3 separate regions of the Homo sapiens genome follow, and regions 1 and 3 are each linked to region 2. A link is a contact called in ENCODE Hi-C or POLR2A ChIA-PET data. All regions are on one chromosome and are shown on one strand. The core of a region is the stretch at or near the end of the contact, and the rest is flanking DNA. Distances in the headings are between cores, read along the strand shown. Region 1 has its middle 18 kb from the start of CLLU1. Region 2 overlaps LINC01619 (long intergenic non-protein coding RNA 1619). Region 3 holds the start of LINC02397 (long intergenic non-protein coding RNA 2397).

Region 1 (3,026 bases), core at 29-2,528, 340 kb before region 2:
ACACATACACCAGCACACATTCTTGGGATGAAGCCTAGCACAACTGTTTCAATGTGAATTCCTTTAGCCTTTTCTCCTTTTGGACAGGGAGTTTCACTGTGTGTGCTGACACATTGTGTGGGGTTGAGAAGGACAAGAAAGGAGACCAAAGATAAGGCAGAAGAAGCGGGTGGATACCACAGATAACACTTTAGGCAGGTTTAAAATTCTTATTGAAGAAAACTCACCTAGCAGTGGCTGAACTAGGTGACCCTGAAGGCTCCTTACAAACCTATGATTCTCATAATCTATCTCATAAATAAGCAGATTCCAGCCCCAGAAGCCTCAGTGTACCAACCTAGGAAACGGTAGCATTCTTTTTTTGAAATACTTGTTCTAAGTACTGTCTCTTCAGATCAAGAATGGTGTTCCTTCTTAATAGCTCCTCCATTATCACTACTCCCCCAATCACTATCTTTGTGACTATGAAAGCCTGACTCTGAAGGCTAATCCTTAACCTTCCTGGTCTTCTTTACTAAAGTCAGTCTTTGGTATGAGTCATTTGAGATGGATGCATGGGCCTTTTCTGTAGTAATAGCAACAACGATAGTAGCAATACTAATAGTTAATATTAATTGAGCACATACTACATGTGAGGAACATGCTGTGGCATAGGTACTATATTACTAACTACCACATGTTACTGAAGAGTAAGCTGAGGCACAGAAAATTACATAGTGCCAGGGGCAGTTAAATAGGCACTCCTAACTATAGAATGCAAATTACCATTCACACATGGGCATAGTTCCTGCCATTTACCACCCTCAGAGGCTGCAGACTTAGCTGCCAAACTGCCAAAGGTTTACACAGATGTAAATTTCAGGCTACATGAATCCCATAACTTTTTGTGCCTACTTTTCACTAATTCACCTGACTTTGACATCTCATGCTTCTATAAATGTCTTTTAACTCAGTGGTTAATAAGAAGCTAAAATGGTATTTTGGTATAATTACAAAGTAATCAGCATAAAGTTTTGGGCAACAATTGAATTAGTGGCTCCTCGAACAAAAGGACAGAACATGTTACATTTTAACATGGTGCGTAAAAAAAATGCTTACAGGATCAAGGCCATTAATCCCTTTAGTTCACTTGGACTGAGGGTGGGGAAATCCCAAGAAACAGCAATTCAATCACCTTCTTGAACAGCCCACATGCTCAGATGATTTCTGAGAAATGAACTTAACTTTTAGAGGTTTCATGATCAGCTGCTGGATGACATCCGGCACCAACTTAACCACTAATCTCAGATCTCATAGCAACACAGATCGCCTGGAACTCAAAATAGTCCTGCCTCAAGCTCTTTTCACTTCTTATCACTTCAGCAAGAGCATGTGAAGGAAAGGTGTCTATCAGCCAACAGCTGCTAATTTTCAGAGAAATGAATGGATGTGTGGCTGCTTCCATTTAATCAGTCACCATCTATCTCAGCAGTATTAATGCTTCCATTTGACCAGCCACCTCTATCTACACATACTTCTTTTTTATCTAAGAGTCTACTGGACTTTTTCAAATTCATCTGAACATGTGATATTTTCACAGGGCTCAACATTGAACAAAATCCTCTTTAATCCTAACCTTTCACCACTTTATTTTATTTCTCAACATTTCCCTTTCATAGAAACACATTGGAAGCTAATCCCCAAGACTTTGAGAGAAGTCACCCAAGAAAGTCTGACTTTGCTGGAAGATCTTTAAGCTGCTTCAAGCCTTGGATGTCATCTGATCACTGCTCTTGATTTCTTTATCCTTGGACTGCAGTTAGAGACTTGGCTGCTATAAAGTGAATTACTCTTGAATAAGGGCATAGTTTCCACTGTGATAACCTTGTTTCTATCCATGACAGCTAGGGAAACTGCAGCCTGAGAGTGCTTTGCTTGGTAGCAGGTGTAATGTAGTTTTGACTAAAATTCTGTTGAAGAAAACTCTCTCAGCTTGCCCCCAAACAATTTATGTCAGCAGAAGAAATAAATAAAGAAATAATAATAGAGTATATTGTTTGAATTTGTTGCAGTGGGGTATATTGTTTTATGACAAAAAAACAAGTATCAATTTTTAGTTGCACACTTCTAGGTCACCTAAATGGTTGGTTCTGGCACAAAATTTAATATAAGGAAATGTGAAAACTCCTCCCCTAACTTCTGCCAAGCCTCTCCTGTATGGTTAACTGCTGCTTTCATGTCCCCTGTCACTGAGAGGACTTTGGTAGTCATATTTCATCTCTGTAATTCCCATATGAACTTGCCTTAAGTTAAAAACAACCAAGGATACATTCTCCTTTGCTTTGTAGGAGGTGGTGCCCAGAGTTCATAAACTGAATTTAAATTATACCAAAAGAGATCTTCAAACTGTGAAGAAAGCCTAGCATATGACAGTTTGCTCATAAAGACCAAGTAAAGCTACTGTATTGCAGAGGAACCAACAGTTTAGTATAATCCAATTCAATTTGCAAGCAATCATTAATTATTTTCTGGGTTTATTATATCATTAATAGCTGTAAATAAGCCACGTATTTCAGTTGAAAGGAATCAATTCTACCTTTAAATCAAATTTGAAGAAGAGGAAGGGGAAAAAGAAGAAGAGGAAGAGAAGGAGGAAGAAGAAGAAAAACAAGAACATGAAGAAGAAGGAGGGGGAGAGGTGAGGAGAAGAAAAAGAGGTAGTGGAAAAATAAGGAGGAGAATAGAAGGGAGAGGGATAACAATGATACCACCTTTTAAGAAATCAAAAACTGGATCTGTTAGTCCTCCCTCCCTCTCAGGCACCCAATCTCAGGTGTTGCTAGACAGAGGACAGCAAGACCCTTCTAATTTCCCACCGCAGCAATACACCCAAGTGCCATCTCTTCCTGAAATGCTAGAAGGGAGCTAACATTCACTGGGCTCCTCTTACAATCATGTACATTCTTTGGTACTTTACATGACTTAGATATATAGTTCCATTAATTTCTCAAACAATAGTATAAGGTAGACAATGTTATTTCCATATT
Region 2 (3,374 bases), core at 765-3,264:
CATATAGTAAACATATATATATATACACACACACACCATATGTATGGATGTATGGATATATATGATATACATATGTGTATCTATAATCTCCATATATGTATGTGTTTATCTTCAATACATACATATAGTCCGGGCATGGCATGGCGGCTCATACCTGTAATCCCAGCACTCTGGGAGGCTAAGGCGGGTGGATCACTTGAGGCCAAGAGTTCAAGACCAGCCTGGCCAACACGGTGAAACCCCGTCTCTACTAAAAATACAAAAATTAGCTGAACATGGTGGCACATGACTGTAATCACAGCTATTTGAGAGGCTGAAGCATGAGAATCGCTTGAACCCAGGAAGCAAAGGTTGCATTGAGCCGAGATTGTGCCACTGCACTCGGCTGGGACAACAGAATGACACTCTGTCTCAAAAAGAAAAAAAATGTATAGATATATATCTATGTATACACTTCCATATACATACATGTATGTGTGTATACATACATTCATATATATATGTGTGTATATACAATTATTGATCCTCTATTTAGTTTCACTGACTTCTGCTACTACTTATGGGCTCCACCAGCTATTTGATTCAGGAGTCTAAGAGAGACTTGAATTGGTTGTGGAGGGGAAGAAAACTCTGAGCAATTATAGATTCTAAATTAACCTTAGCTTCCAAATTCTCTCTTTCAAATATTTTGATCCTGTGACATTATACTCATCCTCAAAGTGAGCCACAGTCTTTTCCAGTGGATGCATCTCTTGTATCACTTAACATGACTAGCCATTAGAGAAGTTTCTTTGTGTTCAGTTAGATACTAGAGACTCCATGCATCTCATGACCATGCACTCTTTCTGTAGTAAGTAGCTAGAGAAAGCAGCAGGGTAGTATGTTGCTTATCAGAGAAGTTAATATATCCATCTTCTCTCCCCTCATTTCTTTTGCTCAAATGAAATTTGGTATTTTGATAACTAAGACACAATTTTACTTATATCTATATTTTGATAACTGGACACACTTTTACTTACATCTATACTAAAATTTGAATATCAGTTATGGGGATTTGCTAGCAATTATGCCAACAAAATAGTAGAATGACATCCATGCATATCAAAAAAGCACAACTGACATATTTAGAAACATCTCCTATTAATCCAGGTTCATTTCAACCTGAATTCTATTTAAAGTCATGAAAAAAAAGCAAGACACAACAATTATTTAATCCGAAATGTGATGTACAGTAATGATTCTCTTTCATCCTAGGACAACACATTTCATACGTGTAAGTGACTAAAGGGCAATGACTCTTTATGGATTTTCCCTTTGGTGACCTTTACAAAAAGTCTAAGGTAAAGTTCTAACTCAGTTCATTCTACCTCCCCCTCACTGCTCTAAAAGAAGTATTGGGGAGGTGTCATTTCTACAAATCAAGTTCTGACTCAGTGCCAAAAAATTTTTAAGGAACAGAATTCTATATGCAGATTGCCTAGCCCAAGACAACTTTATAGTCACCAGGACATTTTTTTTGGAGGTGGGAGGGTGCAGTTCTCTGTTAAATTTTATTATTACATAAAACATAGCCTCTTCTCTTTTTTTTTCTGTACTTGAAAAAGCAGAAACTTTTTGTCATCACATAAACTTATGGAGTCATAGAATCTTAGGATTGTAAGGGACATTATAATGTAGTCAACATTAGAAATCAGCTACTTTAAACTCTTGCTAAATGCTCCCACTCCCCAACTCTGCTGTATTTTTTTTTCCTTTAGCTGAGAATTGATTTAAGGGAATGCAAGATTCTGTGAATGCCTGAACTCTGTTTCATGTCCTACTTCTGTCTTCCTCTGCAATTTGTTTAAATGACTTTGCCAGGAGGACTTTCCAGAGGTGGGGTTTTGTTCTTGAACTCATGTGAGAACACATTCGTGCCCTACATTCTGAGGGGAGGTGATCTCGGCGGGGATTTTTTTGCTCATGGAAGAAAAATATATGAGCGCATTTTTTTCTACTGGGCACAGCTGGTAGTTCCCTACTGACTGGTGTTTGTTTTGAAGTCACGTGGCAAAGGGGGTTTCTGCCAATGTTTACTCATTACACATTCAAATATGACACCCTGACGCCCATTCACAGTAGAACTTCAATGTTGCTATCCAATTCTCTTGCCAGAAACGGAAAGTTTATTCCCAGAGTGAAAGTTGCTCTCTTCGCAAATGCAGAGGGTTTAGTGCTCAACAGTGATAGTTGAGAATTGTTGGTTTTTAAATATTAAATTTATTGAATTATTTAATTTTTACATGATTTAAGTGGACTGCTTGGCTCATTATACCTAAAATAATTCTTAGTCAGTACCGCATTTATTAAAGAATAACTTTATGCTACAAGGAAGGGAGGCTGACAACCACTTTATACATTACTACCCTGATATAACTGAAATAATTTTATGCCTATTTGGGGCCCCTCCCTGTGAAAGGATGATACACACCTGCCATATTGCATGTGGGCAATGCTGTGACTTGCTTTGGCCAATGAAATAAGGGTGAAAGCCACTTTCTATCAGAAGCCCTAGAAGCCAGTGTGAGGTCCATCAATTGCACTTTTCACACTGCCACATTACTGGCAATGATCCAGATAGAGGCTGTTCTGTCCGCTAAGTCCTGGAGTAAACACAAAGCAGACCAAACCCACAGCAGACAAGGAACATGAACAAGAAATCAATCTTTATTATAGTGAGCTCCTGAGATCTGAAGGCCATTTATTACTGCAATACAATCTAATACAACCTAGCTCATTCTGACCAATGAAGATTGTACATTGGAAAGAGCAGAAAGATCCTAAGATAAATCCTGGTTCTGCCATTAAATAATGATGTGAACTTGGACATTTGGAAAGTACCAATGACTTTGACAACTTGAACCTCAGTTTCCTCTTGTGAGAAATGGACATAATAACCATTCCCTTCCTGATCATACAGAATGGTATGGGGCTAAAATCTCATCATTTATGTTGTAAATAGTACACTGGAAAGAACTATTGCCTATATAAAAGTAAGGCACTAAAATTATAATTTCCTTTTTTAGTGAGTCGCGTGTACTGATCTTCACCTCTTTTCAACTTTCTAGTAAATAGATGTTCTGAAGTGTATCCTCGTTATAAAGTTTTAGAAGTAATCAAACACAGATAGTCATACTTTCCCGAGAATGGCACTCCTGACTATAGTGGACCATTCTTTTTTAAAAATCTAGCTTTGAGATGAATGGATACACGTGGAGTGCTGCTGAGACATATGGACACTTGCCTGGCCAGGCCAATCTGCCCGATTATCTTTTCTGAGCCATGAGCATATCATGTTCTGGCCAAACTGCTTTTGCATTCTGAAAGAACATTGT
Region 3 (2,500 bases), core at 1-2,500, 400 kb before region 2:
AGACATTTCAAATTTTAAATTCTTCTCCCAACTCCTATACCTGGCTCTTTAATGTTATAAAAATCAGAGGATTCCACTAGGGGGGATAAATGTTTTGAAGAAGTAATCCATTGATCACTTCCTCTCACTCGACATGTTTAACTAGATGGAATCAATACTTCTTAGCCTAGCAATGGGTTTGTAAAAAAAAAAAAAAAAACGGTAACACAATTGGATGTTGTAAGGCAACTTAGGATAAAAGGATCCTGTAGACAAATTCCTCCTTATCCCTTACCCCACCTGTGAGCACCTTTGATTAAAAGTCAGATCTGTATGGATATATTAAGTCACCAAATTCATGGAGGTTAGGGCACAAATCTTTTTTTTTCATTTTTCAGTGCATTTACTTGTCATCCAACACCTGCCCTAATGACACACACAGAAACAAAGAATCTTGAGTTTTAAACTGAGCACAAGAAATTGAAAATATAACTATGTAAAACATCAAAAGTCCCACCCACTTTTTAAAAGAACTTGCTTAATTCAAGCATATTTAAGAAATAGTGCCCCTGTCTAACACATTTCTATTACATTAGCACAGTGCCTACTTGCAGGTTTTATTTCTTGCAGTTCAATGAGTACAGTATTTCAACTGGAGAACTCGAAACAGACACAAAGGCTTTTTTTTTTTTTTTTTTTAGTTAACCCTTCAGAGAAAACATGCAGGGACAATCACCACTTCTTCATTTTCACTGTCACCTGGATTCACAACCATGCAGCCAAAGACAGTTTCAGATGGGCAGATGGCCCTAGTGGTTAATAGAGATGAGAGAGGGAAAAGAAATAAATGAATGCTCTGTTTTCTGTGTAAGCAAATAAAAAGGCAGAGGAAACAAAAGGAATGAACCAGCCAATGGGGTTGAATCATCGAGTCCCTCTAAACATACCTTGACTTTCCCATGCAGGGATCTACTTCCCCGATAGCCAGTTCAGCGTGGATACTCATGCCGATGAGCCTAAGAATGTTTGCCTGTCAGAGATAAACACTGCATTTCTGCCTGCTGCACACAGAGTTGCTGGAACCTGACAATGCCGTGTGCGAGTAATAAGCCATCATGAAATGGTGAAAGAGTCAGGGCTCTTGAATTACGCTTGCTTTATATGGGTTGAATTGCACATCTAGGGCAATGTTTGGCCAAGTGAACAGGGCATGCAAAGACCTTGCTTCCTCTCTGTGCTGTGGGGAACTGAGACTGTGCCGGGCCTGCAAACGCGGTGAGGAAAAATCCATTTGAATGCTTACTGCTGAATGGTGCTGGGCATTGTCAGCTTTTGTTTACTTCATCTTACATGTGAAGATCGCAGCTGTTCCTTTCAGTAAAAAGAAGTAGGAGAATGTAGCAACCAACCTCACATTTTCCCCTCCTCCAAATGTTTGTGGAGCCCAACAGCTGTCTTTGCAAATCCTGTCACTCAGGATTGGAATGGTTCTACATAATCAAGAATGGAGTGGTGAGGCTGAGATTGTTGGCTGGCTCGAGGTAGCAGGTGGGAATGAACTGTTCTCTTAATGGGCTCACTTGGTCTGTTCCTGCAGGGACTGACTCAAAAAAGAAAAAAGAAAGTTTAAAGGAGGCGATGAAGGAAAGTTGAACACATATGTCTTGTATTTCATACGTATAGATCTGAATGGCTGTGAAGCATGAATTCACTGGTTGTTAGAATTGTAAGGGATTTGAAAGGTCCTATTGTCTAGGAGTTTTCAAATTATTTTTAGCAGCAGAGGTTTTTTTTTTTTTCTTTCCTCAAATGAAGTCTTAGACTAGGGATATTGTGTGATAAATGAAAATACCTACATAGAATAAGCGGAAGCATCAATGGAAAACTGGGCTGGGTATAAGAAAAGCAACTTCAATAACAAATGAGCTCAGTTCTGGTAACAGGGCGGGAGTCATGAGGACTGAGGCAAATTGGATGTGCTTGGAGAGGACGAGTGCTCCTCCTTCTCAGCACAGCCACGCACGGCATAAGGATGTTTTGGTCAAGAAAGACTGCGTGTATGATAGTGGTCCCAGATTATAATACTGTATTTTTATTGTACTTTTTCGATGTTTAGATACAGAAATGCTGACCATCGCAATGCACAGGAATGCCCTAGGATGGCGGCCAAAGCCTTCCGTCTCCCACCCAGCCCATTTTCCTAACAAATGTGCGCATTTAACATTGTTTTTCATCCCCAAGAATGGGGTATCAATAGAATCTACAAGACCAAGACTTAAATGAAATGAATCAACAGTAACACAAACAGTAGCAATTTTCAATTAGAAATTTAAGGAAAGCTTCATAAAATGTTCATAGAATTCTGTCTCAATTCACCTAGCCCATTTCAACTGTAGCGTAGACGTCTGTTGTTAACAGCCTTAACATCTTTTTTGGGCTTTTTGCAAATATGAGTACAATTTACGTCATTTATTCCCACCCAATAGATTAAATGCCAGGAGTCTGGAATACAGAGAAAAAA

The links. Hi-C counts contacts between places; a loop is a spot of excess contacts on that map. ChIA-PET counts read pairs that join two places held with the same protein, here RNA polymerase II (POLR2A). Pooled maps may share reads with other maps.
Region 1: a loop to region 2 is called in a pooled map, with 4 times the contacts of the local background. The contact joins two enhancer-like sites. A Hi-C loop is called at or near these places in 1 of 168 maps with a recorded cell type or tissue (naive thymus-derived CD4-positive, alpha-beta T cell), 1 of 37 single-sample maps with no recorded cell type and 9 of 50 pooled maps. POLR2A ChIA-PET finds 5 or more read pairs at or near these places in 2 of 52 experiments (GM10248 and activated B cell).
Region 3: a loop to region 2 is called in a map with no recorded cell type, with 4 times the contacts of the local background. The contact joins the promoter of LINC02397 here to the enhancer-like site in region 2. A Hi-C loop is called at or near these places in 1 of 37 single-sample maps with no recorded cell type and 9 of 50 pooled maps. POLR2A ChIA-PET finds 5 or more read pairs at or near these places in 1 of 52 experiments (OCI-LY7).

What each region holds. Positions count from the first base shown.
Region 1 is chr12:92,402,228-92,405,253 of GRCh38, reverse strand. No RefSeq gene overlaps it. Among named protein-coding and RNA genes, the nearest start is that of CLLU1, 18 kb to the left of the region's middle. RefSeq lists cis regulatory regions at 1-412, 1,043-1,576 and an enhancer at 1,005-1,254. Within about 2 kb of position 1,278, at least 7 of the 41 ENCODE cell types and tissues checked have a DNase peak (open chromatin) inside an H3K27ac peak, as active enhancers do.
Region 2 is chr12:92,063,876-92,067,249 of GRCh38, reverse strand. The region is part of intron 1 of LINC01619 (long intergenic non-protein coding RNA 1619); the gene reads left to right. Among named protein-coding and RNA genes, the nearest start is that of LINC01619, 77 kb to the left of the region's middle. Within about 2 kb of position 2,014, at least 10 of the 41 ENCODE cell types and tissues checked have a DNase peak (open chromatin) inside an H3K27ac peak, as active enhancers do.
Region 3 is chr12:92,465,429-92,467,928 of GRCh38, reverse strand. LINC02397 (long intergenic non-protein coding RNA 2397) reads right to left here and starts at 1,250. Exons shown (of 2, transcript NR_144532.1): 1 at 927-1,250. RefSeq lists enhancers at 66-125, 906-995, 1,196-1,345, 1,102-1,609 and a silencer at 1,322-1,616.